5 separate regions of the Mus musculus genome follow, and all the other regions are linked to region 5. Evidence: chromatin loops called from intact Hi-C (ENCODE). Cell type or tissue: heart. All regions are shown on one strand. Each heading gives the region's core, and the rest is flanking DNA. Links, peaks and the distances in the headings are about the cores only.

Region 1 (6,087 bases), core at 756-5,755, 340 kb before region 5:
CCCCTCCCCTCCCCTCCCTTCTCCCCTCCCCTCCCCCCTCTACCCTCCCCTCCCCCCTCTCCCCTCCTCTCTCCCCTCCCCTCCCCTCCTCTTGCTTACCACAAGTTGTCACGTGATGAAAAGCTCATGAACACTGGCTCTACCTCCTCGCCAGCATCTGCTGTCACCTGAATTTTTGATCTTAGCCATTCTGACTGGTGTGAGGTGGAATCTCAGGGTTGTTTTGATTTACATTTCCCTGATGATTAAGGATGTTGAACATTTTTTCAGGTGCTTCTCAGCCATTCGGTATTCCTCAGGTGAGAATTCTTTGTTTAGCTCTGAGCCCCATTTTTAATGGGGTTATTTGATTTTTCTGGAGTCCACCTTCTTGAGTTCTTTATATATATTGAATATTAGTCCCCTATCTGATTTAGGATAGGTAAAGATCCTTTCCCAATCTGTTGGTGGCCTTTTTGTCTTACTGACGATGTGTTTTGCCTTGCAGAAGCTTTGCAATTTTATGAGGTCACATTTGTCAATTCTCGATCTTGCAGCACAAGCCATTGCTGTTCTATTCAGGAATTTTCCCCCTGTACCCATATCTTCGAGGCTTTTCCCTACTTTCTCCTCTATAAGTTTCAGTGTCTCTGGTTTTATGTGGAGTTCCTTAATCCACTTAGATTTGACCTTAGTACAACAAAAGGAAATCAAAGGGATACAAATTGGAAAGGAAGAAGTCAAAATATCACTTTTTGCAGATGATATGATAGTATATATTAGTGACCCTAAAAATTCCACCAGAGAACTCCTAAGTCTGATAAACAGCTTCAATGAAGTAGCTGGATATAAAATTAACTCAAACAAGTCAATGGCCTTTCTGTACACAAAGGATAAACAGGCTGAGAAAGAAATTAGGGAAACAACACCCTTCCCAATAGTCACAAATAATATAAAATACCTTGGCGTGACTCTAACTAAGGAAGTGAAGATCTGCATGAAAAGAACTTCAAGTCTCTGAAGAAAGAAATTAAAGAAGATCTCAGAAGATGAAAAGATCTCTCATACTCATGGATTGGCAGGATCAATATAGTAAAAATGGCTATCTTGCCAAAAGCAATCTACAGATTCAATGCAATCCCCATCAAAATTCCAACTCAATTCTTCAATGAATTAGAAAGGGCAATCTGCAAATTCATCTGGAATAACAAAAAACCCAGGATAGCAAAAACTCTTCTCAAGGATAAAAGAACCTCTGGTGGAATGACCATGCCCGACCTAAAGCTGTACTACAGAGCAATTGTGATAAAAACTGCATGGTACTGGTACAGCGACAGACAAGTAGACCAATGGAATAGAATTGAATACCCAGAAATGAACCCACACGCCTATGGTCACTTGATCTTTGACAAGGGAGCAAAACCCATCCAGTGGAAAAAAGACAGCATTTTCAACAAATGGTGCTGGCACAACTGGCGGTTATCTTGTAGAAGAATGGGAATTGATCCATTCCTAGCTCCTTGTCCATGGTGTTTTAACACAGTGATAGAAGCCCTAAGATACTAAGTGAGCTGCCTCTCCAGCTCCTCCAAATGCCTTTGTTTCCCCTCACAGGTTCTTCACACCAAGTTGCACTTGCCACCAAGGGCATAGGAAGTTGCAGATCACTATAGACACCTATGTATTTCCCACTATCTTTTCTAACCAATGAAGCAAGTTAACAAGTCTCCCACCTCATAGTTGACTCCCCATTAAAGAGAAAAGCAGTCTAAGCAAGGCAAGTGGCAGCCTCAAAATGTGTTCTTGGACCAAGAAGATCATCAGCAGGAGAATGGCACTGGAGGTAAGGACTGAAGCTAGCACGAAGATGTTGGTGGTCTAGGAAGCAGCTCAGAATCTGATGCAGCCACGGGCCCCACATAAAGGGATGGACTCACAGTGTTTCTCTACACTTCTGTCCCATGGCCCTACATTCTATGTCTTGTGGCCCTAGGCTGGTGATCAAACAGATGTAGACATACAACCTCAGGGTATTCAACTTAGAGGGAGCCATCAGGTGACCTGGCGAGAAGGCTCTGCCCTGTGGTAATCGTAGGGGTTATGCCTTCAGAATCCACTCCTCAGGAAGATGGTGTGACAGACAGACTCCAGAATGAGAAGCATGTAGGGAAAGAGTCTATGTCTGGCAGCAAGGGATAGAGTCATGGAGGAAAAGCAGGCATGTTAGAAGATTATAAGCGATCAAGGAAGGCAGACACCATGAAACTACAGTCAACATTAGACACAAGAGGGCAGATGGCAAAACACATGAAATGTGCTGGGAATGGCAGGCGTAGAACAGGCTCCAGGTAAGAATAGAGGCAGCCCATAATAGTTGACCGTGAGAAGGTCAACACACTGAAGCTTCAGGAATGAAGCAAAGACTAAAGGGGAAGCAAGATGACTCGTGTTCCTGGGTTCTGGGACAGTGAGATTACTCGGTGGATCTCCAGGTCCCGTCATTTATTCTGGACTCTGATGTCTGTTGTATTGGGGCATCTTTCTCTTCTATGGATATCAGATAGCTTTCTTTCCATTCCTGAAAGTTCAGGTAGCAGCTCGGAGAGCCCTGTTTTCATCGTTTCCAAATATATCTAGTGGCCCTCCTTACTGGAAGTAACACAAGTGAGTCCCTTGCTTACATGAAAAGGTGCGAGTGTATATATGTGTATGTGGTGGTGGCGGTGGCGGTGTGTGCATGTATACATTTTCATAATGTAGATTACATGTGTTTTATAGAAGATGGAATAAGAGTTCAAACAACCCAGAGGTCAAAAAGTCAGTGATGCACTTGGGAGGATGGGTAAGCACCGGAGTGCATGAGTCTGGGTGTGTACTTCATGTTCGGGCTTCTTCACGTTTGCCTAGAGCACCAGGTCTGTGGCTTCCCTCAGATTACCTTCTCATAAATACACCGAGTGTTAAGTGGACAGTAAAAGGTATGTGTATGCCCCTTCTGTCTCTACCATGGCTTTATTCAGAAACTCGGTTCATCTTCTGTGAAGAATGAATAGGGTGGAGAAATGCGTCAGTGGTTAAGAGCACCAGCTGCTCTTACTGAGGACCCACATGGCTTCCCCAGCCTAGTCCACCAACATCCTGAGAGCAACTGCTCTGCCAGGGTACTGGGGGTAGCTCCCATTGGGCTCAAGAATTAGACCCTTAGCCCGTACAGTAGAGAAATCCTCTTAAGTAACTGTTGTGGTCCTCACATAATCACACTTGGTAACTACTGTCCAAACTGCTATTACCCTCATTGTCCTGGCTCTGACCAGAACAAAAGAGCGACATGGCCATCTTCTCTATACCCTGCTGCTCCCCTGTCAGGCCAGTAGGAGGCAGCATTGACCCTCCTTGCCTACTCAATGACTGGTATCTTGACTCTAGAGCAACAGGAGGAGGGTTGGTAAAAAAGATTTTTTTTTGTCTTCAGAAAATTCTATCATTTCTCAACTGCCTCAAATCCCCCAGGTTATACTAGATCTTCCTTCTCTTTCAGGCCTCAAATTTTAAGAAAGAATTATAAAATCCTGAAGCCAGAAAGAACTTCTGAACACTTACCAGAGCCAGCCCTGGTTTGAAGATGAATGGGCTCACAGGAGCAGAGTCCCAATTATACAAGTTTAATATTTGGTAAAGTTTTGTAAAGTTATCTGATCTAAGCACTAAGCACAAACGAGGAGAGATAAGATGTCTGAATGAGATATCAGTTGTCAATTTGGAAGTTAAAACTAAACTTTTAGTTGGAAAGCCATTTATTTTAAAAGGCCATGGTGGCCTGAGTTTTAATTCTAGTACCCAAGAGACAGAGGAAGACAGATGGCTATCCATGATTCTGAGGCCAGCCTTGCTCTACATATCGAATTACAGCTAGCTAGGGTTACACAGTGAGGCCCTATCTCAATCAACCCATCGATTGATGAAAGGAATCTACATTACAAGCCTTATTACTAGAACCACAAGAGGTTCTGTTGGCTGCCCCTAGATGGAGTCAAAGAACTTGGAGGCAGGAGCAGAGGACAAAAGACTTGCTCACAACGTTCCTGCATGTTGCATGGTACAAAATAACGTTTTTTGAGAAAGCTGAGCATGTCCAAGAAGTGTTACTGTCTGTCACCTTTACAAGACAGCTAAGGGTACCCAGAAAATTCCTGTTCACTGAATTACACCCAAAAGCCTTCCTGACATTTTAACCTTTGAACACAAGTTCTAGAATCTCCAGCTAAGTGTGCCTAAGGTCATGTCAGTCATTCTTCCTTCTTGAAGTATGAGCTTAAACTGAGCATGCTCAGGAACTTACTTCTTAACTAACTGAGCATGTTCAGGGACATACCTGCCCCTACAGTGCTTTCAAATATGATCTTGTATAAGCCTTCTGAACAAAACCCACAGATATCCTTTGTTCAAAGAGTGTGGGTGCATTGCTTTTAAATATTTCCTGAGCCTTCCTGTGGTGGTTTGAATATGATTGCCCCATGGGAAGTGCTCCTATTAGGAGGTATGGTCTTGTAGGAATGGGTCTGGCCTTGTTGGGATAGGTGTGGCCTTGTTGGAGAAAGTGCATTGCTGTGGGGTTGAGCTTCTAGGGCTCCTAGTGCTCCAGCTCAGGCCCCTGCAGGACACATTCTCTCCTGGCTGCTTGCAGAGGACAGAGTCTCCTTCTGACTGCCTTTGGATCAAGACGTAGAACTCTCAGTTTCTCCTCTAGCACCGTCTGCCTGGATACTGCCATGCTTCCTGCCATGATGATAATGGACTGAACCTCTAAACCTGTAAGCCAGCCCCAATTAAATGTTTTCTTTCATAAGAGTTGCCTTGGTCATGGTGTCTCTTCCCAGCAATGGAAACCCTAAGATACCTCATTACTTGCTGCATATAATAAATCTTTCTCCACTCTCAGAAAAGAAGCCCTTTAAGAAGACATTTGTAAAACATAGCTGGACCGACTCTGTCCAATAGACGCACAATGGGAGTCACAGCTGCAGGTCAGAGATCTAATTTTAAGGTGGCTAACAAAAAAGAAGTGCTTTATATAAAAAAGAATCGGGAGAAATAGGGCCGTCAAGGATGGTTCAGTGGGTAAAGGTGCTTACTACCACCGAGACTGACGACCTGAGATTGCTCTCTGGGTCCCATGTGATGGAAAGAGAGAACTAACACTTGAAAGTTGTCCTCTGACCTCCACAAGCGCACGTTGGTGGTGCATGAATGTTCCCACACACATACAACAAGTAAAATAGAAAGAAGGAACAGAGGAAAAGAAGCGGGAGAGGCAAGGGGAGAACCGATTACATGGGGCTTTCTTATTTAACCCATAGACCAAATATATATTATTTCACCAAGCAACATTATTATTTTTTTTTCTGTTTTAGGCATTTGGCAACTGGAGCATTCTTTGCATTTTCTGCACATTTGAACTTAGACTGGCCACATTTTATGTGCTCTGGGGCTACATGACACTGGAGCTACAAAATAGGGCAGTGCATTATCAAGCTATGGGTCTGTGCAGAAACAACCTTGCAGGATCTTCAGAACCTACTGCAACAGGCATCTCAGCTCCAGAGGGCTTTCTGGAGAAGCGGTTTACACAAATAGAACACAATTAGCTGGTACGTTTTTACTTCAAAGGTTGCTATTTCAAAACCACAAACTTTTAACTCCATATCCCTTCTCAGATCAACTCCCAAGAATGATAGTGGCACCATCATATTTCTTAAACAATGACCGACAACAGTGGTTCTCAACCTGTGAGTCACAATCCCTCTGCGGATCAAATGACCTTTTCAAAGGGGCCACCTAAGACCATTGGGAAACAAAGATATTTACATTCTGATTCATAATAGTAGCAAAAGTACAGTTGTGATGTAGCAATGAAAATAATTTTATGGTTTGGGGTCACCACAGCATGAGGAACTGTATTAAAGGGTCACATCATTAGGAAGGCTGAAAACCACTGGCCTATGGGGACACAGGCAAAAAGCCATGTCTAGAGTGTGGTGGAAGAGAGTGCTCTGTCCTGAGTGGGACCTGAGAGTTATGGAGCCAGGAGTGCTATGTATAGTCAGCAGG
Region 2 (6,087 bases), core at 402-5,401, 280 kb before region 5:
AGACGGTTAATAGAAGGGAGTTGTGGGCCTGTTTAGAAGTAGCTCCTTGGGGCAATTACACTCTTTGTTGTCAGGATATCAGCAGTGTAGTCCAATAGCAAACACCAAACATGTATCAATAATGATCCAGAAAGTCCAGAATCAGATGGAATACCACATGATGTTCTTTGGCGTGTTCCTATCCTCGAAGCGAAGACCAACAAAGACTAATGAAGACCAACAATGTAAAAGCGTCCTCTCACTGTTTGGGGGTTCCATTTCTATTCCTTCTCACCATTACTTGCCCTCTTAAGTGTCTGTTTTCAGCAAACCATCAGATGCCCCCTCACAAGACAGTGTCCAGGAAAAACATCACATGACACAGCTGAGTTGTTAAAGAGTCCAGAAATTTCCACTTCACCCAGCCTCACGAGCTCTTACAATGTTTCCTCCTCCTTTTCCACAGGGTTCCCTGAGCCCTGAAGGGAGGGGTCAGATGAAGTGTCCCAAGGTCTCACTCTCTGCACATTGTCCAGTTGTGTGGCCCATCCTTTTGAAAAAATTTTCAGAAAAGTAAGGGGTAATGGCAAAGTTAACAGACCTAAAAGAAGGACCTGTTTTATGCAAAAGTGTCCCACTTATACAAACATATGTAAGAACCATATTCATAACTATTTTCATTTTAATTTTTCCAATGTACATCACCACTTCCATTCACTGCAGCAGAGCTTAGGAGAGATGAGAGATCAAGTGGTCCGCCCTCTAGAGCTGCCTGTCGTTTGGATCACGTTCACACCTCCTGCGTTCATCTGAACAGGGCTGGTGAAGCCTGAGGAGTTGAGGCTCAATATCGGGTGACTTTCCAGTCCTCTCTGATCATCTTTTCATTGTGCAGGAAGGTAGGCCTGTGCTCCTGTGTGCTGCTATAACTTCCTAGCAGGATGGACGATAGGGGAGAAGCACGTATGCTCTCAGACTATTGGGGGAAAAAAATGGACCAAGGAACTAAATTCCATCCCCCGCCGCCAGGAGCCCTGTGCTGGGGAAAAAGAATGGCTGAAGTCCCAAGCCCAGGGGGAAGTCATGTCCTTAGAACCTCACACAGCTCTGACAGCTTAGCAGGGCTAAGACAATGATGGCAGGACCTCATTTGGACTATGACTGCCTGTGTACGCATGCCTCCTGCATACATTAAGCATACCCATTAACTCAGCATGCTGGGAGGGAGACTTGGGGGTCACTAGACTCCTTTCTTTGTTCTTTTTCCAGGTCTAGCCACACATGAGTAAGTCCCCTTTCTCTCCTTTTCACTCTCAGCTCTTTTACGAACATGGTGGGAACTGATGTTGGAGCAGAGCTTGTTGAATCTTTCAGAGCATGGCTCTGACCCTAACAGGAGCTTCAGTAACTGTGGGTCCAGCCTCCTTCCATAGTCTGCTCTTTTGTTCAATGAGAGTCTGCGTTTTTAATTCTCCCATAATAAGAAAGTTTTCTTAGACATAAAATATGTCTGCCTTCCCTGAAGTTTCTTTCTAAGATAAATTCCATGAGGCTGCTTCCACTGAGTGTTCAATGTGACAAAAGCCACTCAGTAGTCACGCTTCGGAAGAAGAGCGAGTTCTTTCTCCGCATCCCTTCAGCTCGGCTTCGCAAGTCTTCTTTAGTGGCGATTCTCACACTTCCACTGTTTGCTTCTTCACAGTTCCTCTTCCCAGAATGTCACAGCAGACTTCTTGTCCGATGCCTCACTCCCTCACTGTGTCTGCTCCTGGACTTAGGAGGCTCATGTAGTCAGCATCTTTTTACATGGTTTAGACTTGGGCGTCAGCAGATGCAACGACAAACATCTCTGGCAAAAAATAATCTAGGACGGTTCCAAAGTGCGCACCAACTTGCCAGAAATTCTTCAACAGCAAATAGGTGCTTCTGTACCGTTTTACGAAAGTGTGTGTGCATCAGTGCACAGGTCCATGTCTATGTGTGTTCAATGTGTGTACCCATGTGTGTGTATGCGCACATGTATGCATCTGTGTGCATGTGCATGTTTATGTGTGTGTACTCATGTCTGTGTACATATGTATGCATACATGTGTGTGCATGTCTACGTGTGTGTACTTGTGTCCCATGTATGTACCCATGTGTGTGTGCACACATGTATGCATCTGTGTGCATGTGCATGTTTATGTGTCTGTATTCGCATGTGTGTGTGCATGTGTGGAGGGCAGAAGACAACTCAGAACAGTCAGTTCTCTCCTATCGTATGGGTCCTGGGGATCTAACTAGGGTTGCAAGGCTGGGAGGTAAGCACTTCTACCCCGTAAGCAATCACACCGGCTCATCTTGTAATTTTTGTCAGCCAAGCTCCATAGGTTGTTAAGCATTGAGTCAAATGTCGATCAGTAAAAGCCAGCTATTGGCCTTGGGCAGGACACTAGGATTGAAGTTGTGCTATGTCCCCTTACATGCTTACTTTGGGCTGTTTGTCAACACTCCCTAAAATAGGAGGGTGGCTCCTTGGTCTTTGATGTAAGCCCTTCCATCCATTTCATATGTTCTCTCCTTCCTTCCTCCCCTCCTTCCCCCATCAGGAGGTTTTTCTTTGTAGCATTAACATGTTCAATGAGAGTGGCATCAATGTCTCTCTCAGGTCCCTTAATGCAGACCCATCAGGATCATGCATGTGTTTCGCTCAACCGCTTTTTGAGACACAAGATTTGAGAGACAAGCAGGTCACTGACTTCAAGAGCCCACTTTCTCCGAAAGGGCCTCTTGCTTTATTCTGCAGAAAGATGAGAGTGCTCTGACTTCACCTTTGGCTTGCTTTCACAACAGCAGCTCTTGGTTTGATGTTCTAGTTTAGGGTTTTGTTTAGTAGAAAACTGTGCCACTGAGCTCTTCTGAGAAAGCTCCAGGGGGTGTTTTAGGCCATTCTCACTAGAGGGCACCACACTCTACTATTGTGTCCTGGGTCAACTCTACACCCAGGGCGTGTACTTGGTCTAAGTCTAAGCTTAGGGTTGTGGAAAACTTTTGAGTGTACATAATAACATCCAGAGAGACTAGGACCATCTCAATTAAGGCTGAGTGGGCTTTCTGGACTTCCGTTGGGAAGGCTCTCAAGTCCCGCTTCAGGGTTCACCCTCAAGTTGGGGATTCTGGTGCTTCAGCAAATTCAAAGGCTCTGGAGACACAGCTGAGCCACAGGGACTTCAAGAGGCTCAAGCCAATGTGCTTTCCAGAAACTTCTATAACTCTGCTCTTTTGATAAGGGAGAGAAGCCTAAAGTCATTGTTTACTCGAAGTTGGAAGACTTGGCATACAGACCAATGCAACCGACCCCTCAGAGAAAATCGCTCTATTCTGCGGTCATTTTTTTCCTTCCCGCTCTTAGACCAGCAAGGCTCAGAACGTGACTTACATCTCCTTTCGCTAGACTACCCACACAATTACGGTATTAAGCTGAGTCCAGTGCAGCTGCAGCTGGGGCCATGCGTTATGCAGAACCCTGGGCATCTACTAAAGGGGTCTTGGAGCTCAAACAGCCCGAGCCTCCGGCTGGGACTGTGGAGGAGGACAACAATAGCTTTTCAGGATCCCGCACCATTAGGAAGTGGAGTGGTTCTCTGTATATCTTGATATCTGGGTCAGATGCAAGAGGAGACAGAGTGAGAATTGGTAAAACAGCATCCCTCCTCACTCAGACTCCGGGAGCAACGCTAGCTAGCATTTTACCATTTACACCTCGACCTTGTTCTTGCCTGCATCTAGAGAAAATTATGAAGTAGACATGTTTCTTGTCTGACTTCCTCATAGTCACAGCATGACCTCGTCCAAGGCTGCTGTTCTGTGAGATTGCTTGTGGCAGGCAAGGAGACCCATGGCTTAGCTCTGAGCAGCAGGCCAGCTCCTGTCAACATCCAAAGAGAAGCTTTCTCAGGCTAGCTCCTGTCTGTCTCAAAAGATCTTCCCTTACTGGCCTGTGTAGTCTTTCTGCCTAGTTCTCATAAGAAAGGTCTCTGCATGTTAGAGTTCGTCTCCACATGGAGAATTGCTGCTGATCCACACAGAAGTGTGTGTGTGTGTGTGTGTGTGTGTGTGTGTGTGTGTGTGTGTGTGTGTGTGGTGTATATGTGGGGGCTGGGGATGGGTGTATATGTGGGGTGTGTGTGGTGTGTATATTTGGTGTGAGGTGTGTGTGTGGGGGGTGTATATGTGGGGGTGGGGGTGTGTATATGTGGTGTGAGGTGTATGTGGTATGTGTGTGGTGTATATATGTGGTGTGTGTGGGGTGTGGGGGTGTATATATGGTGTGGGGGTGTATATGTGGTGTGGGGGCTATGTTTGTGTGGTGTATATGTGGTATGTGTATGTGTGATTGTGTGGTGTGTATATGTGGTGTGTATGTGTATATGGTGTGTGTGTGTGTGGTGTGTATGGCATGTGTGTGAATGTGTGGTGTGTGTACATGTGTGTATATGACATGTATGTGTGAATGTGTGGTGTGTGTATATATGTGTGAGATATGTGTATATGGTATGTGTGTGTGTGAATGTGTGGTGTGTGTGCAGATGCCAGAGATTCTTAGGGCTTGACTTCTTTGAATGGCTTAACTGTCACATCATTTTGTCACTTTACAGCTGTGTTTTATGGCCTTTAAGTATCTGTATCCTGGGTCCCGTATGACTTTTCAGGACAGGGATGGGATCTAGCTCAGTAGTGCAGTAACAGCCTATGATGCATAGGATCAGAGTTTGATCCTGGTCTCTTAAAGGTGTGGGCACCATAGCCAAATTGTGGCAGGGTTCCCCAAGGCTAGAAGCTAAGCCTTAATGAGTCTTAACTTATTCCCAAATCCTTCTCCAAACCTATGCCTTTATTCTCCTGCTATCTACACAGGCCCTCACCCCAGGACAGGTTCTTCAGAATGTTCCTTCTTCAGAGCCATCATAGGCTTCACAGATGTGTCTACTAAAATCCCACCTTTTGAGTAAACATCCAAAGCAAAGTCTTCTGAGTCCAACCAGGCGCGCTCTCTCTCTCCCTCTCTCTCTCTCACACACACACACATACCATACACACTCTCCACACACAGCTGGAGAATGAACTCTACTATGTATAGTCCAAGCATTCCGCATGCCTCCACTTGGCCCCATCCATCCTTCAATTCTTCTGGTGGTCATTTTTAGTTGGTTGGCACATGGATTCTCTCCAGCAAGAACCATTACGATAGCCTCTAGAATGTGATTGGCTGAATATGTAGACATGGTGGTTTTAATTGTTGGGTTATTTGGCTTCCAACCAAGTCAGAGCTGGATCTCCATTTGAATTTCCAAATTCCCACTGTCACGAGGAGGTGAAACCTAATGGGAGCCTAGCCTATGACACCTGCCTGCCTTTCTGATTCCCATCCAACCTGCATGCTCGCTCTTGAGAGATAAAAAGTAAAAGATGAACCCGTGTTATGCCGTGACGCTCCAAGGTAACAAATTACAGCCATGTAGCAAATGAGCACAGAATTAGGCAACCTTTTCTACATATTCTCATGTCATTTCTTACCCTGGTCTCTCATCACCAAAATGAAATTAATCTTCATTCTTTTGTAAGTTCCTCAGGTGTAGTCCAAAAGCACTGTATTTCAGATGGGCAGCTAAAAATCCCAACACTTGTTAGAAAGCCAGTAACAGTACTGATCACGCAACTTCAAGACTCTCATGCCTTGATTTTCCTGATAAGTCTGGCCAGAGTCTAAGGACTTGGTAATATGTAAACACGTTGATTAGAATACATAGATACTTGAGCTCACAAGAGGCACCATCTGGACTTTCAAAGGAATGGCTTTTGAGAAGATCTATTTTTAATCATGTGTGTACACACATGTGGGTGAGGATACCCACAGAGGCCGAAAGCACCAGATCCCCCCAAAGCTGGAGTTACAGGCGTTGCTGGGAACCAACTCAGGTCCTTTCGAAAGCATACACACTGTCCCATTAAGCCTTCTCTCCAAGTCCCAGAAAGTTGATTCTGTCAAAAAGATTAAAAGGCAAAATACTCTAATCTATTAGTGAGACATAACGGGTTTGTCCTTTGTTTAAATTTTTGCTGTTGACA
Region 3 (6,087 bases), core at 357-5,356, 120 kb before region 5:
GCAGAAAACAAAGCTTATGTCCCTAAAATAACAATAGACCCAAGAAGAGGAAGTGCCAAATGCTGTGGGGATCCTAACTGATAGGACAGAATAGGTGATCTGTGTGTGTAACTCCCCCCGCCCCCAGCCCTCCTAAAAAATAGATATGCTCCACTCTTGATCCCTAGAGCCTGGAAGTGGGGTCCTGGTACATACAACCAAAATTCTGAAAATGAGATCATCTTGAATCATCTGACTGTCTCTACATCAATGACAATTGTCCTTCCTAGAGAAAAGGCAGAGGAGAGTGAGACATGGGGACCCAGGTGGGAAGATGGGCAGAAGCTGGGTCCTGAAGCTTTCAAAGCTGGAAAAACGTCAGAACAAATAATTTCCTGGACCTTTGGAGAGGCCACTTGGCTCCGCTGGCACCATGGCTTCAGGCGTCCTTCTCCTGTCATTTTAAAGCACCTGTTGGAGGTGGTTTTTGTTGTTCTTGTGTTTGGTTGGTCTTTATGATGGGTTTATTGTTGTTTGTTTTTGTTTGGTTTGGTTTTGCGTCTGCAACCATGGGAAACTGAGGCAGATGTCAGCAGGCCTCACACAGCAAAGTCTTCTGTGGGGCACAGTGGTGTGTGCTCCTGTGAGAGGAACGGTGTGTGACAGGCAGGCAGGGCTGGAGCAGAAGGAGCCCGGACATAGAAATACAGAAGGAGGTACAAGAAGACGTGGCCAGATGTGCAGGGCCCCTTGAGGCGGAGAAGTGCTTATGGGGCAGTGTTAGTGGGCTTCAGTTCCATATCGAATACACAATGCGGAGGTCCTCCCCCTGCCCATTTCAGCTAGTTTTCAAAGTCAGCTGGTAAAAATGAGAGACCAGATCTTGGGTTCAGACTCCATCTCAGAGAACCTGACTTAAAGTTGAACTCGAGTTAACTAAACAAGCCAGCAGCTAGCACCAGTTTCCAGGTTATTCCCCAACAAACTTGAGTGTAACAGCAATTTCCAGGTTAGTCCTCAACAAACCTGTGTCTCCAGGTTACAAGCCCTCCCCTGGCACTTTACTTCCTAACAGCCACCAATCAGAAGGAAAGGGGAAGGTAAGTTTATGGTTTGGCACCCAGCACAGCCAATTATCTTAAGGGGCAATTATTTTAAAATTCTGTAATGGCTTCGCAATCAGATGTGTGCCAGGCTAGAAACCCCCTCGTGTGCTTACCATTTCCTATAAAATTCCCCCCCCCTCCCCCCCCCGCTGAAAGTTTGGCCTTCACCCTCCCATTCTACTGTGTCAGAGACAGCAATGTGGCCCAAGCTCGAACTTGTAAAAAAGAGACCCTAGTGCGATTGCATCAGAATCGGTTCCTTGGTGGATTTTGGGGGTTCACGAAACAGGCACTACAGAAACACTTAATTTTCATCACTTCATAGGGACACAATGAAGTGGTGCTTTGAGGTGGGCCTCTGTTTCTAAGCAATGGTGAGTGTGAATTTCAGCTTGGGCAGGCCCAGGTGCACAGACACACTACAGCTGCAAGCATAAGTGGCTCTGTTCCTGTGTGTGAAAACTGATCTGAATTCCTTATTTGGAAAATGGGGAGAGCAAAGGTGGCATCTGCGTCAAACTAGCCCCAAGACCCCCACGAATTCACAGTGTGTTAACTGACCAACAATGCACACAGAGCTTGTTTTTAGTGCCCATCTGTCTAGGGAGGAGAGAGCAGTGGAGGCCGGGAAAGGCCAGATGGGAATGATTAGAAGGGACAGGTGGTTGGAGCAGGTCTTGACGATCAGGGGTCACTGAGCGAGGTCCTAAGATATATATCTTGGACTGGCTTGAATGTTATGCACCAGTGACGAAATGATGGTCTGCACAGTGGAGAGGCTGAGAACCTGGCAGCTGCTTAGTTCATGAAGCTGGGCACCTCAGCCAGTCCCAGTCTGTGGCAGAAGCCCTGGAGGGTTCCAGGTCTTCAGTTCACATCGGAAGGCTGAGCAGGCTAGAGTCTGATATAAGTGACATCACTGAAAGCGGCAGCAGCGTGGACATACTCACCGGTGACCACTAAAGGCCGGGGGGGGGGTCGTGGTGGGGGGGGGCAAGCTGGATGGGTGTGGCGGGCAGGGCTGGCTTTCACAGTTACTCATACCTGGAAGTATCCCTAGGCAACACAGTAACTCTGTATTTGAGTCCCTCACTATTCTAAATGCTCCCAGGAGCTACATCCTGTTCTTCCTGATACAAATATGTGATTGGTGGTTCTTGTCCAAACTTTGGCTACTCACCCGTCCATCTTAGGGGACACATTTACTGGCCTTTAGCTGTGTGATGGTAGCAATGTTACTGTCCCCTACTGAGGCTTTGTGTGGTCTCCAGGGTCAAGAATAGGTCTTAGCAGCTGTCACTGGAGGAAGTGGGAAGTGGCATGTGCCTTGCTGTTTGCATTTTTATTAACTTATCTATTTACATCATTTTTGTTAGAGTCCCTCTGTGTATCCTTTGGTGGCCTGGAATCCACAGAGATCTGCCCATCTCTGTGGCTCCCATTTACCTCACTGAACAGAATATTAACCACGATCTACTAGTCACCACACAGGGAACTCTCGGGCAGCTTGTAGAATTACTCAGTTCCTCCAGAAGCAAAGGCAGACAATCACCTTAGCCACAACGACTGTGCCTTGGTAATGCAGATAAATATTATTCTGGACGTTTCTGCGAGGGTGCTCTGGGCTGAGATCAGTCCCTAGACTCCCTAATGTGGGCCTCACCCAATCACTTGAAGGCCTGCATAAAAGAAAAGACAAACAGGAGGGACTTCTCTATCTGATGGCCTTCAAACTTGAGCTGCATTTCTGGTTTCTTTCCGACCCTCCAACTTGCTAGCACACCCTGCAGATCGGAACTATCCAGTCTCTGCAGTTGTGTGATCTCTGAGTTTTCCCTTCCCACACGTAACTTATAACTCCCGAGCCTTTACACACTGAGAAGACTCCCAGTGGAACACAGGAGAGTGTGTGTGCATGTATGCCTCAGTGTCCAAAGCGGGTTCCTTCCAGAACCCTCGTGGACACTAAAAGCGGTGTATTCTGTGCCCTTTACATAAAATGATACCATCTATACTCAACCAATGCACATCTTCCTGTGTAGTTTAAATCACCTCCAAATTCCTTATAGCGCCCAAAGTAAATCCTGTGCAAATAGTTGTTGTACTATATTATTTAGGAGATAACAAAAAAGTCTACACATTTAATGCAGACAGAAGTCTCCCCCACAGACCCCAAATATTTAAAACTCCAGTTAGTTGAATCTGTGGATATGGGACTTTGTGGGTTGTTTGTTTGTTTAATGTATATGAGCACACTGTAGCTGTCTTCAGACACACCAGAAGAGGGCATCAGATCCATTATAGATGGCTGTGAGCCACCATGTGGTTGCTGGGAATTGAACTCAGGACCTCTGGAAGAGCAGTCAGTGTTCTTAACCACTGAACCATCTCTCCAGCCCCCAGAATTGTTAAAAGAGATAACTGGAAAAAATGCCTAATGGTTTTTACATATGTGTGTGTATGCATATGTATGAATTTTATATGTAAGGCACAGTAAGATATTGATATAACAATTAAACAGCATCATTATAGAAAACTATAGTAGAAATTATATGAATATGGTCTTTCTGTAAATATATCCTTCTGCAGTGTGGTCACCTTTTTGTTTTTCTGATGCTGCTGTGAGATGATGTAATATCTACATTAGACAGAGTGAGGTAAGTCACGGAGACACTGTGAGTGGTGGTAAGCTAGTATGTAAAGGTTACTCAAATGTAGCGCTGTGACAATTACTCTGATAACCAAGATAGCTAACAGTTGGTTAGCATATACAATATAGATACACTGGACTGTGAGATGATTTGTGTCCTGGGCTAGACAGAGAACAGTGAAATTCCAGGCAATGTACAATTGTAAACTGGAGAATTATTTAGTTCTTGCTTTGCTTGTTTCCTATTTTTGTACCACAGTTAACTTGTGGGTAACTCAATCTTTGGAAAGAGTAATCAAATCATGGATAAGAAGGTCTACTCTGTATGTATATTTTGTTTCTCTGGAAAATCTTGACACTCACAATGATATAAACTAATTTTATGTTTTTCAGGGCTCTGCATTATGGCAATTTGTAAGTGATTCTGAAATAGACAAAGGAATAAAAACCCTCACATTTCAGGTACTTAGCTTCAATGAAAACCTATGACCTTGAATTTCTATAATATGTGGCTACCCGCTTAATTACCTCCTGTATTATTTTTAAGACAACCCTAGACATGCCACCATTTCACCCAGACACATTTCAGTGTGTATCTTTGGATGATAATGACTTAAAAACATAACCACAAGGCCATTAGCAAACGTAAAACTAAAACCAATCCCCTAATATCATCAAAGATTCAGTCCTACCCAATTTTCTAGTACTTATCTTTTGAAAGTGGATTATTTTTATGAGTCCTTTAAATAGTAACACAGAGTACATACTCTCTGGAAAAGGCAAGAAAACACACAGAACAGGCGTCAGAGTCAGCCACATTGCTGGGCTGTTGCCAGCCTATATGGTGCCATTTCATAAATAAGAAAAAAAAAGACTTATTTCAGGAAGGCAGCCCATGCTGAAATGCCTGCCACCCCTCTTCTGTCCAGGATGCCCATGTGCTGTGCACAAACTGTGCATTGTATGCTCAAACCCCCGAGGGTTCCCTCAGTGTTTACATTTTGGAGAAAAGCCTTCCCAGATTTTCTATGGATATATACATAATTTCTGCATAATTGTTTTCATATGGTACACTCAGTTTTGCCAGCAGCCTTCCCCACAACCCCCACGTAATAGCAAACCATAAACACTTTCCCATGTTGTGAAATTTGTTTCTCAACCCTGACTTTCTATGGATACACAGAGTGCATTGTACGGCTGTCCTGTATGGGTTCTGCAATGGCCAGTTGTTTAGCTCTATAGCCCTTTAAGCACCCTGCCTGTCTTTGGGAGACAGAACACACTCAATCACAGTATGTCCTTCATGGTAGGAACATGACACGCAGGGGAATTTCTGGGCATGCATTTGTGTGATCATTAGGTTGTAAATTGGTTCCCCGTGGCTGGTTTGGAAAGACAGCTAAGGTATGGTTCTATTTAGTTCAACTCATGCCTTGGGGGGGGGGGGCAGGAAGAGCCGTCCCCTGACATATTTAAACCCTTAGCTTTTTCATAGTAAACAAGAAGCTTTAGCAAAGAGCTATGAGGCAAGAAAGTGTAGAACATAGCGACGGGGACAGTTATTCCTAGAGTTATGCAAGCAAGAGACATGGGCTTTGGAAACCAAGCTCTACTGACGTGTGAGGCCAACAGAAGACAACAGGGTTGTGTGTGCGCGTGTGCATGTGTGTCCATGTCCTATAGGCTGGCCTTATTTGGTGTTAGGGCCCAAACACAGTCATTTCTAGATGTAAAAACACCTAACAGTCTCGTAAGAAACACTAGCACAGACACAGGAGTTGGTTAATGGAATCACAGAAAATCGCCGGCACGAAATCTCCATCTCTTGAGCACCGGGATAAACACTGAGGTCAAGGGCAAGGCGCTCATTTGCTCAAACCCACAGCCCACAGTCGGCCCAGAGCCTGAGAGGGTGTTTTCTGTGCCAGCCCTTATCATCTGTATGGAGTCCACAGGACTAAATGAGTCAGCTTAATGGAGTCATTGTGACAGAGTGAGGTCACAGGGCAGATGTTAACCAGGAATTCCTAACTTCAGAGGCCACACTGAAGGGTAGAATTTCCATGCTGTCAAGCCTCACTGAGTGAGAGGGACACTCCCACGCAAGCCTGGGGGCCACCTAAAAAGGGAGAAAATAGAATTTGCCCTGGGTTTCTATCAATCCATAAATGAAAGTTTAAAAGTTGATAAGCCGGTGTTGTTGGTAGGGGGCTTTTCTCCGGATGAGAGGAAGTGTAGAATATTGGGTCCTTTTAAAGGTGACATGTGCACTAACCAGGACTAGGGAAGTGGTCTGAAGTCCCAGGCCACCTCTCCTCATTGCCCCAACCAACATTTTTGTATCAGTTCCAC
Region 4 (6,087 bases), core at 628-5,627, 78 kb before region 5:
ACATGAAAGAGGAACACACTCTCCTTTCTCTGTCTTCATAGGTAATCTCTACACAAGACAAGTTCACATAGAAGGAGAAACGCTGGCTATTCAGGTCCAGGACACTCCGGGCATCCAGGTGAGACACTGATGCTGACAGGGCCAGAGCAGACACCGGCGGCTGAGGCACTGCTCACTTGTTTAAGTGTAAGGGACACGAGATGTGGGCAGTCAGGTCTAGACGGTACTTGTGGTTTGACAGTTAAATTGTACCTGACCGCAGGTCAGCCTTGGCCCGGTTCAGTTTGGGGAGCTGGGAGAAGAAGGGGAGCCCCTCTTGTAGGAGGGGAATCACCGGAGCAGGGGGAACCAAACCAGCCCTTAGAATTGGCAGTACTTCCTTCCTTTGGTTTTTATTTATGTGCCTTTGGCATCAAAACCCAAATATTCAGGCCCAGTCTCCAACACCCGGAATCACTTTTATGTTGTGGAAAGTTTCTCTGTAGACAAAAGAGCTCTGCTAGGATTTTTTCCCCCCTTCCCCGTCCTGAACTGGGCAGTTATCCAGGTTTAAATGCTTCCAGCTCCTATCTTCCCCAGACTTACTGTCTAGCCAGTTAATTTCCCATTTTGTGCAACTACAAAGTCGCTCTGCGTGGAGTTCTCTGCAGGTCCATTTTCCACTTGAGTGTGGTGAGCTGCCCTGTTATTTATTCCCTCCAAGCAGCTGGATCAACATATTGTTAAGAAAGCCCAAGTGTGTGGGGAATAGAACTTGTTTACAACCCGTAACCCGCCATCCATCGCTATGAAGGGTTCTTTTGAATTGAGGGATGTGCTGTGGCCAGAGCTCAGTGCCGTGCCCACTGCTAGCTGCTCACCTTGCTCTCCCTCTTCTCCTCAGGTGCACGAGAATGGCTTGAGTTGCAGCGAGCAGTTGAATCGCTGCATTCGCTGGGCAGATGCCGTCGTCCTCGTGTTCTCCATCACGGACCACAAGAGCTACGAACTCATTAGCCAGCTCCACCAGCACGTGCAGCAGCTGCACCCGGGCACTCGGCTGCCTGTGGTGTTGGTGGCTAACAAAGCTGACCTCCTACACGTCAAGCAGGTGGACCCTCAGCTTGGCCTGCAACTGGCCAGCATGCTCGGCTGCTCCTTCTATGAAGTATCTGTCAGTGAAAATTACAACGACGTCTACAATGCTTTCCATGTCCTGTGCAAAGAAGTGAGCCCCAAGCAGCAGCCCAGCAGCACCCCCGAGAAACGCAGAACTTCCCTCATCCCCAGACCCAAGTCGCCCAACATGCAAGACCTGAAGAGGAGGTTTAAGCAGGCTCTGTCTGCCAAAGTGAGGACTGTCACGTCGGTCTGAGGCACGACTCCTGGAGGGGGTTTGGTCTTCTGGGCAGAAAGCCCGAGGTTCTTCTTAGATGGGACCATGGCAGGCTGACAGCAGTTATGGTTCCAGAAAGAGCAGTGGCAGAGGGGCCTGAGGGGCCTTTTGGAATTCTGCAACAAAGGAAGTGAGGACAGATGGACGGATGCGGGACTGATCTGCCAAGTCGTTTACGTGGGGATGGGGCATGCTTTTGTTCCTCACTGTCTTCTAAGTGATGGTCAGGTGCACCAAAAACATGGATGTGGATTGGGGTGGGGAGGAGAACAAAGAACATCATGGGCTTTCTCTCTCTCCCAAGGGGAGGGTTTGCTTTTCTCATTGACTCCAACGTGTTCTCTTTACAGGATAACTTTCTGACTTGAAGGATATCTAGGTTTCTTTAAGAACAAGGAGGGACTCTCCCCACCCCATAAAGTTCAAGTTTTAGACCAAAATATTCCGTGTACAGACACCCGTGAGCTGTGGTCTGTAGGAAGGTGCTTGGTCTCCTGACACAAGATGGGCACCGGGGTTGAGTAGCTGTGAAAAACTCAGCTGTGGGTTGCCTAACGTGACGATGTATAGTCGTGTGTGTTGTTGTTGTTGTTGTTTTTCTTCTTTAAACTGTGGCATCAGGTACAGAAAAAAGTGTTAGTTGATGGTGGCGTGGTTTGTGTAAATGACCCATGGCAATGACGTTGGGTTGCTTCCTGGGCCTGGCTGAGTCGTGGCTATGGGTGCTGAGATACTGAGATGCTGTTTTCAAGAGTGACCAGATGCAGGGCTACCTGCCGAATCCCCTACACAGATGCACTTTAAGAAGCCGTTTAAGCTTTGGCTCAAACTGTAATTAATTTATTTTATGTACAATAAATCTCTCATTTGATAAGAACAGACATCTGACTGGGTCTTTATTGAAATGTTTTCCTTCTGCCCTCCAGGACGCAGTTTTTAGAATCCTGTGTTTATTGAGCAAGTTGAGTCAGGGAACAGGCTGACATTATATCTCACAACATGTGATCAGTGAGGTACATTTTATTATCCACATTTTACACAGTACAAAAAAATATCCTTGCAGAACAAACTCACTAACATGAAGTCTACAACCTGCAAACATTGTTGCTTGTAACCTGGCCTTTCTATTCCAGAGTTGTATGTCTCCGTTTCTTCATGGTCTTCTGGGTAGACCTACTGTGTGTGTGCACATCACAGTAGAGCTGCTGTGGGTGTGTCTGCTTCTCCACAGAAGCAGTGCTTCTTCATGCTTGGTGCACTCCGTGAAGCTTTTTGGGGCACGCCGTGTCCGCAGGCTACACTTTAGTCTCATAGTAAGAGCTTACAGCCATTGCAGCTATTCAGGGGCTATTCCCGTGACGCGATTGTCACACACATGTGCCGCAGCTGGCAGGCCTCTCTTCTGCTGCCACTGGAGCCTGCCTGCAAGACATTGCCTGCGAACTCAGTCGAGTCAACATCTCTGTGGGCAGGGCATCGTCCTTTCATCTGGGCAGCACCTTCCAGATTGTTCTTGGTTAGTTCTCCAGATAACCCTGGGAGGTAGGGTGGGGGAGGGCTGACACGATTTCATAAATAAAGCAGGGTCGAGGTTTCAAGGGATGTCCTCAAGTTCTTGAGGATTCAGTATTACTTCTTCATCATGCCTCACCTATAAGATGCATAGGTAAGGCAGCGGGGTGTGCGGGGAGTCTGCGGTGATGGGGGCTGGGCTATTTAAGCTCATTTTCCCAGGGGACCATCTGACTACCCTTGACAGTGACATTCTGGCAGTTATGCTTTGTGACACATAGAACATTTCTTTTTTTTAAAAAACCTCTTCAAAGCTAACCTAACCTCACCCCTGAGAAGGATGTGTGATGGCAGCAGGGTGGGAAATGGTGTCGATGGACGATGAAGACAGTACAAGGGCAGAGACATGTATCTCTCAGCTTGTCTTCCTACTGCGCGGTTGTTAGCAATGCACCATGAGCGAGAGGTCACTTGCTCACTGACTCTCAGCTCACTTCTGTTCTGCACTGGAAGACAAGAGGCTCTGGTGAGGGTAGACTTTCGTAGCACAAGACCGAGAGGAGCTAGATTTCTATTTCCTACTGCCCCCTCCCCCCTCTTCCTCACCACACAACCACAAGCATCTCTGTAGTACTCTGGCCCGCCTCTGCAGCCTGGTGGCTGTGCCCTGGGCCTTCTCATCTTCTGCCCTTGGCACCAATGACTGCCTCTCACCTCCCAACCTCTGTGGAGACTCAGTCTTTCACTTCACCCAGGCAGGTCTTTCAGCTACAGAAGGATGAAGTGGAGAGAAGGCAGAGGGAGTGATCTCTGGGAATCTCAGGCAGGAACCACCCTAGACCTAATCTAGGCCACCGTCTCAAGTGGGATCGACTACTCGTAATTCTAGATCAACTGTGTTCTGAGCATACGCTTGGTATAGTGTTTCACTAATCTCATCTGTCTCAATAGTAGCATCTCTCTACTTCCCCCCCCCCCCAAATTGATGTCTACAAACTCTGGCCTGAGAAGCAATCTCCCCTCCCTCTAGTCAGGGCTAGGTATGAGTCTGATGCAGAGGGGGGAGGAATGAGGGTTTAGTGAGTATTTACAACATACAGGTTGCACATGCCTTCCTTTAGTCTTTGGGAGACTCCTAAGAGGCTGTATCACCACTATTTTAAGATGAGGAGGACAAAGCTTTGAGATTATGCTAGCTTAAGGCCAGCCGGTTACAGCACCCTACTTCGTTTACTGACTGTCTGGGTACCAGAAATAGATATTTGAAACAAGGACATTCTGTACACTAACTCCACCACCTCTCTTCAGTATCCTATACACGGAAGGAAGGAATTGGCTGGGCTCTCAAAAAGCCAATCCTGGACCCTACTGATGCCAGAGTTTATACCCCACCCCCACCCCATCCCAGACCCAGTAGCAGCTCTGGGCCTTCTCTGACCAACCTACCTTCCTGGCCCCACTAACCCAGCTTCTTCCACCTCCCTTCTGCTACTGGTTGGGTTACTGCGTGGCCCTAGGGTTCCTGGCAACCGGTCCACATCTGCTGTTGCCATTAGCCTGGAGGCTGCTGGCTGCTTTGGCCTCCAGCCCCCTCGGTAATAAAGATGCCCAGGTTGGAGGGGCTGCCTCCCAGCCGGTCTGTCTCAGAGCCCAACCCACGTCTGTCTTGATGTCTGGCTCTCTAGTTTCCTCCCAGCCTCAAATCAAAACCATTTGCAGCCCTAGGCTGGGCCTGGCCTGGTTGTGCAGTGGCAGGGGGTGGGAGGGAGTCTATAAAGCCTTCCTCAACCAGCTCCAGAAGGTTTGCCTGTCCAGCAGCTCAGTACCCCAAGCTTTAGGGGCTGTGGCTATGTTTATAGAGAGCCCCTTATTTATCAAAAAATGGGGGTGGGTGGATTGATCTTTTACCCCGAGGGGGAAAAAATAAATCTGGGCACGGGAACAGTTGTGGGCAGATCCCCACAATGGAGCAGTTGGCACACTGTGGTCTTGCTTAGCAGAGCGGAGATGACAGGCTCCCAGCTGTGGAGAACTCCCAGAACCTCTGGGTAGGGTAACAGCCCAGCAGGGAGGCACTTGCCTGCTTACAATAAAGAACCCAGAAGGCTGTCTGGGTACTCCTCTGGAAGTCTACAGAGAGAAGGTTTGGGCAAGTTCTTATTGTCCTCATTAGTTCCTGAACCAAAGAAGAGAACGGGACTAGTGTTGTTAGTTATAAGGCTACGCTCCTGCTCTTTCTGACATGGCCTGCAAGCCGCCTACCATCTGGTTTTCAGAAGTTCCTTTGAGAGCAGTGGCGGAGCGTTTTGATGTTTCTTGGGCAAGCCAACAGACAACATTTGTAATATTGGGTTATTTGTTGTTGAGATTCCATTTCTGGTAACCAGGGTAAGAAGAAACAATGGTGGTATTGGGGCAGGGTCTGGAATTCTTTGTTAGGGAAATACCACTGTAACTGTAGGGACCATGGCATAAACAGCTATCTGCATAGGGCCTGACCCTCCGTGTGGAGCACTTCCAAACACTGATTGCGCTCTGTGTTTACAGGGAAGGGACTCCAAACGGAGCAGACCTCAGTTGCCACATAGTATTTACCAGGCTCTCAACTGTGTATACGTAAAGTAGCTGCAGGGCCCTTGGATGGAGATTGGCCTGTGTATGCTTACTTTGGCTTGGCCAGCAGGCCTTAGGTGGTAAATATACTCAGGTCTGAGAGACATTAGTGCTCAGCTCCTTTGCTGGGCCTTTCATGTCACTTTCAGGTGGCTATCATAGGGGAGGTCCCTTTAAAAACTCTTACACCTAGTTACTGTGGAAATGGTAAATGAAGATGTCAACTCCAGAACACCTAACTGCTTTCTGAGTGACAGTGATCTGCATAGGCATTCAACACTCGTAGTGACGATGCTTAGACATTGTTGTGCTTAGGTAGGAAACATCTTCCAAAGGCTCATGGGTTGAGAACTTGGTCCTCAATGCAGCAGCACTCAGAGGAGGGATCCTGGGGAGGAGGTAACTGGACCATGAGTGGTTTGATTTCATCAATGGATTCATCTATTGAGAACTCCCTCCTTACTGCAACACTGAGATGTAGTGAGAACTTTGGAAGACCAGACTTCTCAGAGGAAGTAGGTCTCGGGGCTGTGTCCCCAGAGTATGTATTTTCTTCCTGCTCCTAGATCCTACACAAGTTCCTGGCT
Region 5 (6,087 bases), core at 634-5,633:
CTCTTTTCATTTCCTGAATCTTTAAAATATAACCTTTAGGGGCTGGAGAGATGGGTTGATGTGTGAGAGCACTGGCTGCTCTTCTGGAAGGCCCAGGTTCAATTCCCAGCACCCACGTGGCAGCTCACACTTGTCTGTAACTCCTGTTCCAGAGGGTCTGACACCCTCACACAGACATGCACACAGGCAAAACACCAAATGTGCATAAAGATAAATAAATCTTAAAAAAATAGCCTTTAAGGAACAGTTTTAGATTTACTAAGGAATATTGTAAATGGGAGGATTCTAAAAGTTGGTCAAAACATAGCATAGATAGACACATGGGTGGGAGGAAGAGTTTAAGAGATCACTGTACAAGACAGGGTCTATAGTGAATAATAATGTGCTGCACACTTGAAAATTGCTGCTAGCACAGATTCCAAATTAAATCTGCCTATGAGAAGTGAATGGCTATGCCAGTCTAATGTAATCACTTCGTAAGTACCCACATTTCAAACAGAACAGCACAATGTTGTTCACTATAAATATAATTTTTTTTAATCCCAGCACTTGGGAGGCAGAGACAGGCAAATTTCTGAGTTCGAGGCCAGCCTGGTCTACAGAGTGAGTTCCAGGACAGCCAAGGCTACACAGAGAAACCCTGTCTCAAAAAAAAAAAAAAAAAGAATAATAATTTTTGTTTGCCAGGAATTGGTAAAGATTTAAAGTCTGAAGCTATCACAGGGTTTCTCATATCTTTCTGTATGCCCTTTTCCTTACTGTTCACATCTGACATCCACACGGCACAGCACACTGGGACCATACACCTCATACAGAATGCCTTTTAAACACTGAAATTAGCTCTCTTAAAATGCCTTAGCTTAAGGGTTGAGGGCTTCTCTAGCATGTAGATGTCCTGTATTAAACCCCAGTTCGGGGCTAGGGGAGCGGCCACAGTGTGCAGTTGATTCATTGCAGTAAGTACATCCCACTATTATGTAGCCATTAGCACTGTCTGAAGAGACAAAGTTTGCAAAAACCGAAACTCTCTATTCATAAAACAAGAACTTCCCACCCTCCCACCCCAAGCCCCTGTCAATCTGTGCTGTATCTCTATGAGCCTGAGTACTCTGGGTACCTGGCATGTGTACAACCATACAGTGTTTTGTCCTTTTGTGACCAGCACAATGTGTTCAAGGCTCCCTGTGTTGTCTATAGTCAGCATCCTCAACCTTGTTACAAAGGAACCGATGTCACTTCCCAGGCCAACTGTGCTTCATGCTTGATTCTCATCAGCTCTCCATTGCAGTGAGCCCTGGCCCAGTCAGTTTGTAGTCCTGGGACCTCATCCCCAAATCCTCAGCACCTGAAATCTACGACTCTTTAGGACACATTTTACAAAGCCTAACTACTGGCAGTCCCTGTCCTGGGCAGTTTTATACATCTTACTTCACTTTCGTGACTTCCTTACGAGGCACAGAATAGCTTATGCGACTCCGATTTACAGAGCCTCACAGTCTTGGAAGGTGCGTGCGGTGACTTTCAAAGGGACTACAGTTACCACAGGCAGTCCCGGAATTAGAACCTCTGAAGTCCCAGACATGCTGTGGTACCGCTCAGTTCCTGCCTGTGCTAGCTCTCCTTCTGCGGGGTAGCTGTTACTCCCCATACACCCACAAGTAAACACATTTCTTCGCTGAACTACAGCTGAGGCTGTTTCCTCTTGGCCTCTCTCTCCACTGCACTGTTTGAGCCTCGTGGTACCCAGCATCTCTGAGCCATGTCTGAGCTTGGAGGCTCCTGTTCCTCATCGCTTCTTGGCTGGTTGGCATGAGCCTAGCCCTTCCCTTCTTTTCATCATACCCCAGTAGGGATCTACTTTGTAGTTTCAACTTAACTTCGGCTAGTCTTTTCAGTCATTATGTTTTAGCTAAACACAATGATCCAAGACAACTAACATTTTACTTTGTTGAAAGTACACGATAATTCAATGTCTACACCACCATATTCCTTTGACTTGGAGTAACGGAAGACATTTTATAGTTGGGAAACACCACCACTGCACTAAGAGCAGCACAAATGTCATAAGGGTGTGAATGCTGATGTTTGGCTGTGCAGAGGGGACGGTTGGCATTTTAGGTGTTGGGTGCAAAAGACATTCTCTGTGACAGACGAAGAGTTGATGGCTGGGTAGGGAGGAGGCTGGTGCCTAAGATGACAAGCTCAACGGAAAAACATGCAAAGCCGAGGACACAGGTATTTTTGGTTGCATCCCGCAGCGGAGCTTTAGCGTCTGATCTTCCATCGCCGCAGGGCGAACAGGTGATCGGCTGTGAGTGCATGGATGTGTTTAGCATGTGTGCAGCTGTGACTGGCTGCCTTAGAAGACAGATGCTCTTCTTATACATTCTTCACTGGGAAACAGGAAGCTCCCACAGAGGTGGTCAGGACCCTGCAGTGATGTGACAGGATGTCTGATTTACAGTCGCTTCACTGTAAGACAGAACCAGGCAGTGTGAGGATGGAGCAGCTGCTATAGGGACTGGCAGCAGACTGTGTGTGGGTGTGTGCGTGCATATCTATGCAAGAGAGAGGTGGGGGGACTGCGTACACTAGGTATCTCAGGTCCAGACAACCAACTGTTACTTGGAGTGATGTCATAAAACCATCCAAATGTAAGTTCTAAATCTCATAGCTTGCTGCTTCTACCCAAGAGCAGGAAAATGGCTTGCGAATTACAGTTCATGATAGAACATGACACTTTTGGATTTATAAAGGCCATTTTCAAATATTCCGTTTTGTCTTTCAGGCACACAGGATGCTGTGTGTATGTATAACAAACCATGAACTTGGCTGTGGTCTGACTACTTCTGCCTGGTGGAAAGCAAGCCGAGGTCACGGGCACTCCTTCCAGGAAGAGTGTTAACAGCCGGTCTGTAATTTGTGGCTCTTCTCTGGAGCTGCAGCAATGGAGCTGCAGCAATTTCAGATGCCCTGCCCTGCCTGAGTGCTTGAGTCCAGGGAGAGACTATGGTGAGCAGAGCCCTCTGCTGGCTGGAGTCAAGAATGCAGTGAGTGAGGCCTGACAGGTTTCTTAAGGCTCTTTATGGAAGAGCTGTGTCACTGAAGCAAAAGTTAGTCTCTAGTGACAACAATGGGGTGACAGCACAATTCAAGAAAATATGAATAGCTGGGAGCCTGGGGCTGAAGACAACACAAAAATAGTGGAAATGAATGGGAAGGACAATGGACTTTCTCTGGTCATACTCAGGTACAAGCTTGGACTTAAAAGGCATTCTGAGAAAGAGGCAGCAGTGTGCTGGGCTCCTTACACTCAGAACACACACCTGCTGTGTCACACTGGTGGACAGAACTGGTTAGGAGGGGGGGAGGAAGAGGAAGAAGAGGAGGAAGAGGAAGAGGAGGAAGAGGAGGAGGAGGAGGAAGAAGAGGAGGAAGAGGAGGAGGAGGTGGCAGCAATAGCCACAGGACAGTCATATACAATTGAGGCTGTCCTTTGCCTGTCTGTAGACTCTTCATCCATGTCAATCTTCTTTTACATAAAAAGTAGCATCTCTGAACTCAGCAAGCGCTGCCCAGGACTACAGCAACCCTGGTACTCACTGGTTCAGCCAGGTAAGGGCGACTGCAGCACATAGTGGACACACAGAGCCCAGGGACTTACAACAGAGCTGGGCTGAGTCAGATCAGTCAGCGGGCCACTGGAATGAAAAGCCCCTCCATGTGGCTATCAGGGATGAGTGAGCATTTACAGGGAAGTGGGCCTCCAGAGACGGTGCAGAGAGGTTTTGGCATGGACTCTGGGGACAAGTAGTTGAGGTCCTGCCTGAGCTTGGTAACATTGGCAAACTATCGTGTGCTTCTGTTTTCTCACGGAGGGTCGTGAGAGGGAGTGGCAGTAGCAGAATGACCTTAGTCAGTAGAGTGCAAGGTAAAAGCTCTTACCATGAGCCTTGTACACACTACTGCCATGGTTATTTTCATTTTTCCCGACCCCTTAGGTCCTCTAAGGCATGAGGGCAGGTGGGGTGGTGGTGGGGACTCTGCTTCTCTACTTAGTGAGTCACAGCCTTGCTAAGGGTTTGAAGGGGCTGCTTACACCTGCCTAGACTCTGGAGGACAGGCTGTAGCACCATTTATGGACTAGAATACTTGCTTAGGGCTTGGAGCATTCCATCAGTGTTAAGTGTCTACCACATTACACCCTAAGGTGGATGTAGAAGGTTTAAATCCTAGAGGTCATTGAATTTCAAAATAAGTTGCAGGGTAGTATTTACTTATATTCTGTCTGCACCCATGAGTGCTGAAAATGACCTACAAAGAAATAAACTCTTTGGTTCATCACTATGTTTCCTTAGAGCCGTAGTTTGGAGCAGAAGATGCCCATTAATTCTTCATGGAGATGCTGGGTGAAGGACTAGCAAAGTGTTGTTAGGAGGGCAATGGGGAGAACACATAGTCACCATAAGTGAGGGAGAAAGGCTTGAGGCTACCATGCCAATGCAAGGGGGATGGTCCAGAAGCTGCAAGGGTCATGGCTGAGACAGAGTGTGTCCCCTGAGACCAGACATGGTTCTGCAGAGGGCTTACCACTGTTCTCCCTGGCTTTGGATCCAACGTTCAGAAAAGAGTCAAGGCACTGGCAAACGCTCCCATCAGGACCAGGACCCATCTCAGCCCAACCCTCCCATGTGGAAAGCGGAAGCACTGGATGCCTCAGGGTGCTGGGGAGGATTGAATGCAAGGATGGACTGCATGTGATGGCCCATGCCTATAATCCTAGCATTGCGGGTACATGAGTACTGAGGCAGGGGGATTGTGAGTTTGAGGCCAGCCCGTGAAACAGAGAGTTCTGAGCCAGACTGGACTCCACCGAGAGAGCTTGTCTCAACCAAACAGAATAAAACAAAACAAAACACCAGCAAAGAACAGGCAGCACAACACTGGCACATGGCCAACTCTCGGCAACAGTAGCTATGTTTTGAAGGTATCAAATCGGGCAGGCGGTTTATTTCTTTAAAGTTTGCTTTTAGGTTGCTTTTCTAGCTATTGGGTGCTTACTGCCATTGCTTTTGGATGTTTAACAAGAAGTACTATGCTCTAAAAGGAAACTAGCAGAGGCAGCAACCCCGATAAACATGGTCTGAACCTTGGCACTGTGTGCTTAAAGAGCAGGCCCCAGAGCTCTCTGCCTCTGGCCCTCGAGAGAACCAGCAATGAAAGGTGGTAGGTTTGGTGAGTATCGCGTGGGGGAAGAGAATCAATTCTTGACAGAACAGTTAAAAGTAAGATAATATAGAAAGGGCATTGTTAAATTTAAAGGTGGTAAGGAAATCTAGTGCTCTGCTTATCTGCCCCTGGGTGAAGGCGGCTTCTCTGGAGCAGAGGTGTGTGACAAATGTCCATCTGTATAGGCGTGCCAGAGGCTTGGTCAATGACACAGCTCTTATTTCCTCTGGCTCCTCTATCTTCAGGAGATTCTGGGCTGATTTTTACAGAAAAAGGATACACAGTTGGATTTCGTTTTCTTATGTATTATTAGAACTTCATACATACATGAAGTTTTCTATATTTCATTGTTTTAAATGCATACAGATACAGTGAGGAGATATCCCAGTCAGTCGAAGGCTTTATATACACACACTCCGTTTTCCTTCATTTGAAAGGTGCCTTAAGCAATTAAAACCACCAATCCTGAGATAAGGAGGTCAGCCTTTCCAGACAGCATACTGTTACAGAGAGAACCCAAACACGGGTCTGGCATTTGCCTTGCCACTGGACATTGTCACTGGGAAATGCCCAATACCAATTATTTTACACTCAAGAGGATGACACACATACTTTGTGAATCTAAAACATGTTTACTTTCCTTTGGAAGGAAGTTGAAGACACACATGTCAAGATGTCCGTGTTTCTTGCCGGACCCCACATCACCTCTCAGCACACCCACCCAGTCAAAAGCTTCCTCTCCTATCATCCTCCCCAGCCATTCTTGGTTCCCCTACATCTTTCTCCATCTTTGTTTTGCGCTTCCCCTCTAGGTTTTCATTATCCTGCATTAATTCTTCCCCATCCTATCCAGGGCTG

What was found. A loop is a pair of places that touch in the nucleus more often than their neighbours do. Peaks named below come from ENCODE experiments on the same cell type or tissue, not always from the same donor. Only the 100,000 strongest peaks of a DNase experiment are listed, where the experiment ranks them.
Region 1: it touches region 5 in a loop (8-fold over the local background); 25 of 42 quality-filtered maps call a loop at or near these places.
Region 2: it touches region 5 in a loop (5-fold over the local background); 23 of 42 quality-filtered maps call a loop at or near these places.
Region 3: it touches region 5 in a loop (2.8-fold over the local background); 3 of 42 quality-filtered maps call a loop at or near these places.
Region 4: it touches region 5 in a loop (3-fold over the local background); 15 of 42 quality-filtered maps call a loop at or near these places.

Annotation. Positions count from the first base shown.
Region 1 is chr5:73,934,642-73,940,728 of GRCm38, forward strand. No RefSeq gene overlaps it. Among named protein-coding and RNA genes, the nearest start is that of 1700019F05Rik, 25 kb to the left of the region's middle. In heart, for the core only: CTCF peaks have their summits at 3,350 (motif pointing right) and 4,006; no DNase peak of the experiment used is centred there.
Region 2 is chr5:73,990,808-73,996,894 of GRCm38, forward strand. No RefSeq gene overlaps it. Among named protein-coding and RNA genes, the nearest start is that of Usp46os1, 20 kb to the right of the region's middle. In heart, for the core only: a CTCF peak has its summit at 2,907 (motif pointing right); no DNase peak of the experiment used is centred there; H3K27ac peaks cover 543 bases.
Region 3 is chr5:74,154,378-74,160,464 of GRCm38, forward strand. No RefSeq gene overlaps it. Among named protein-coding and RNA genes, the nearest start is that of Gm32002, 4.2 kb to the right of the region's middle. In heart, for the core only: a CTCF peak has its summit at 3,384 (motif pointing right); no DNase peak of the experiment used is centred there; H3K27ac peaks cover 2,609 bases.
Region 4 is chr5:74,197,226-74,203,312 of GRCm38, forward strand. It overlaps Rasl11b (RAS-like, family 11, member B), which reads left to right. Exons shown (of 4, transcript NM_026878.1): 3 at 42-118; 4 at 884-2,252. The coding sequence ends at 1,354. Among named protein-coding and RNA genes, the nearest start is that of Rasl11b, 4.9 kb to the left of the region's middle. In heart, for the core only: no CTCF peak of the experiment used is centred there; DNase peaks (open chromatin) are centred at 906 and 2,766; H3K4me3 peaks cover 1,039 bases; H3K27ac peaks cover 3,421 bases.
Region 5 is chr5:74,274,923-74,281,009 of GRCm38, forward strand. All of the region lies in intron 5 of Scfd2 (Sec1 family domain containing 2), which reads right to left. Among named protein-coding and RNA genes, the nearest start is that of Gm32064, 39 kb to the right of the region's middle. In heart, for the core only: no CTCF peak of the experiment used is centred there; a DNase peak (open chromatin) is centred at 2,979; H3K27ac peaks cover 1,849 bases.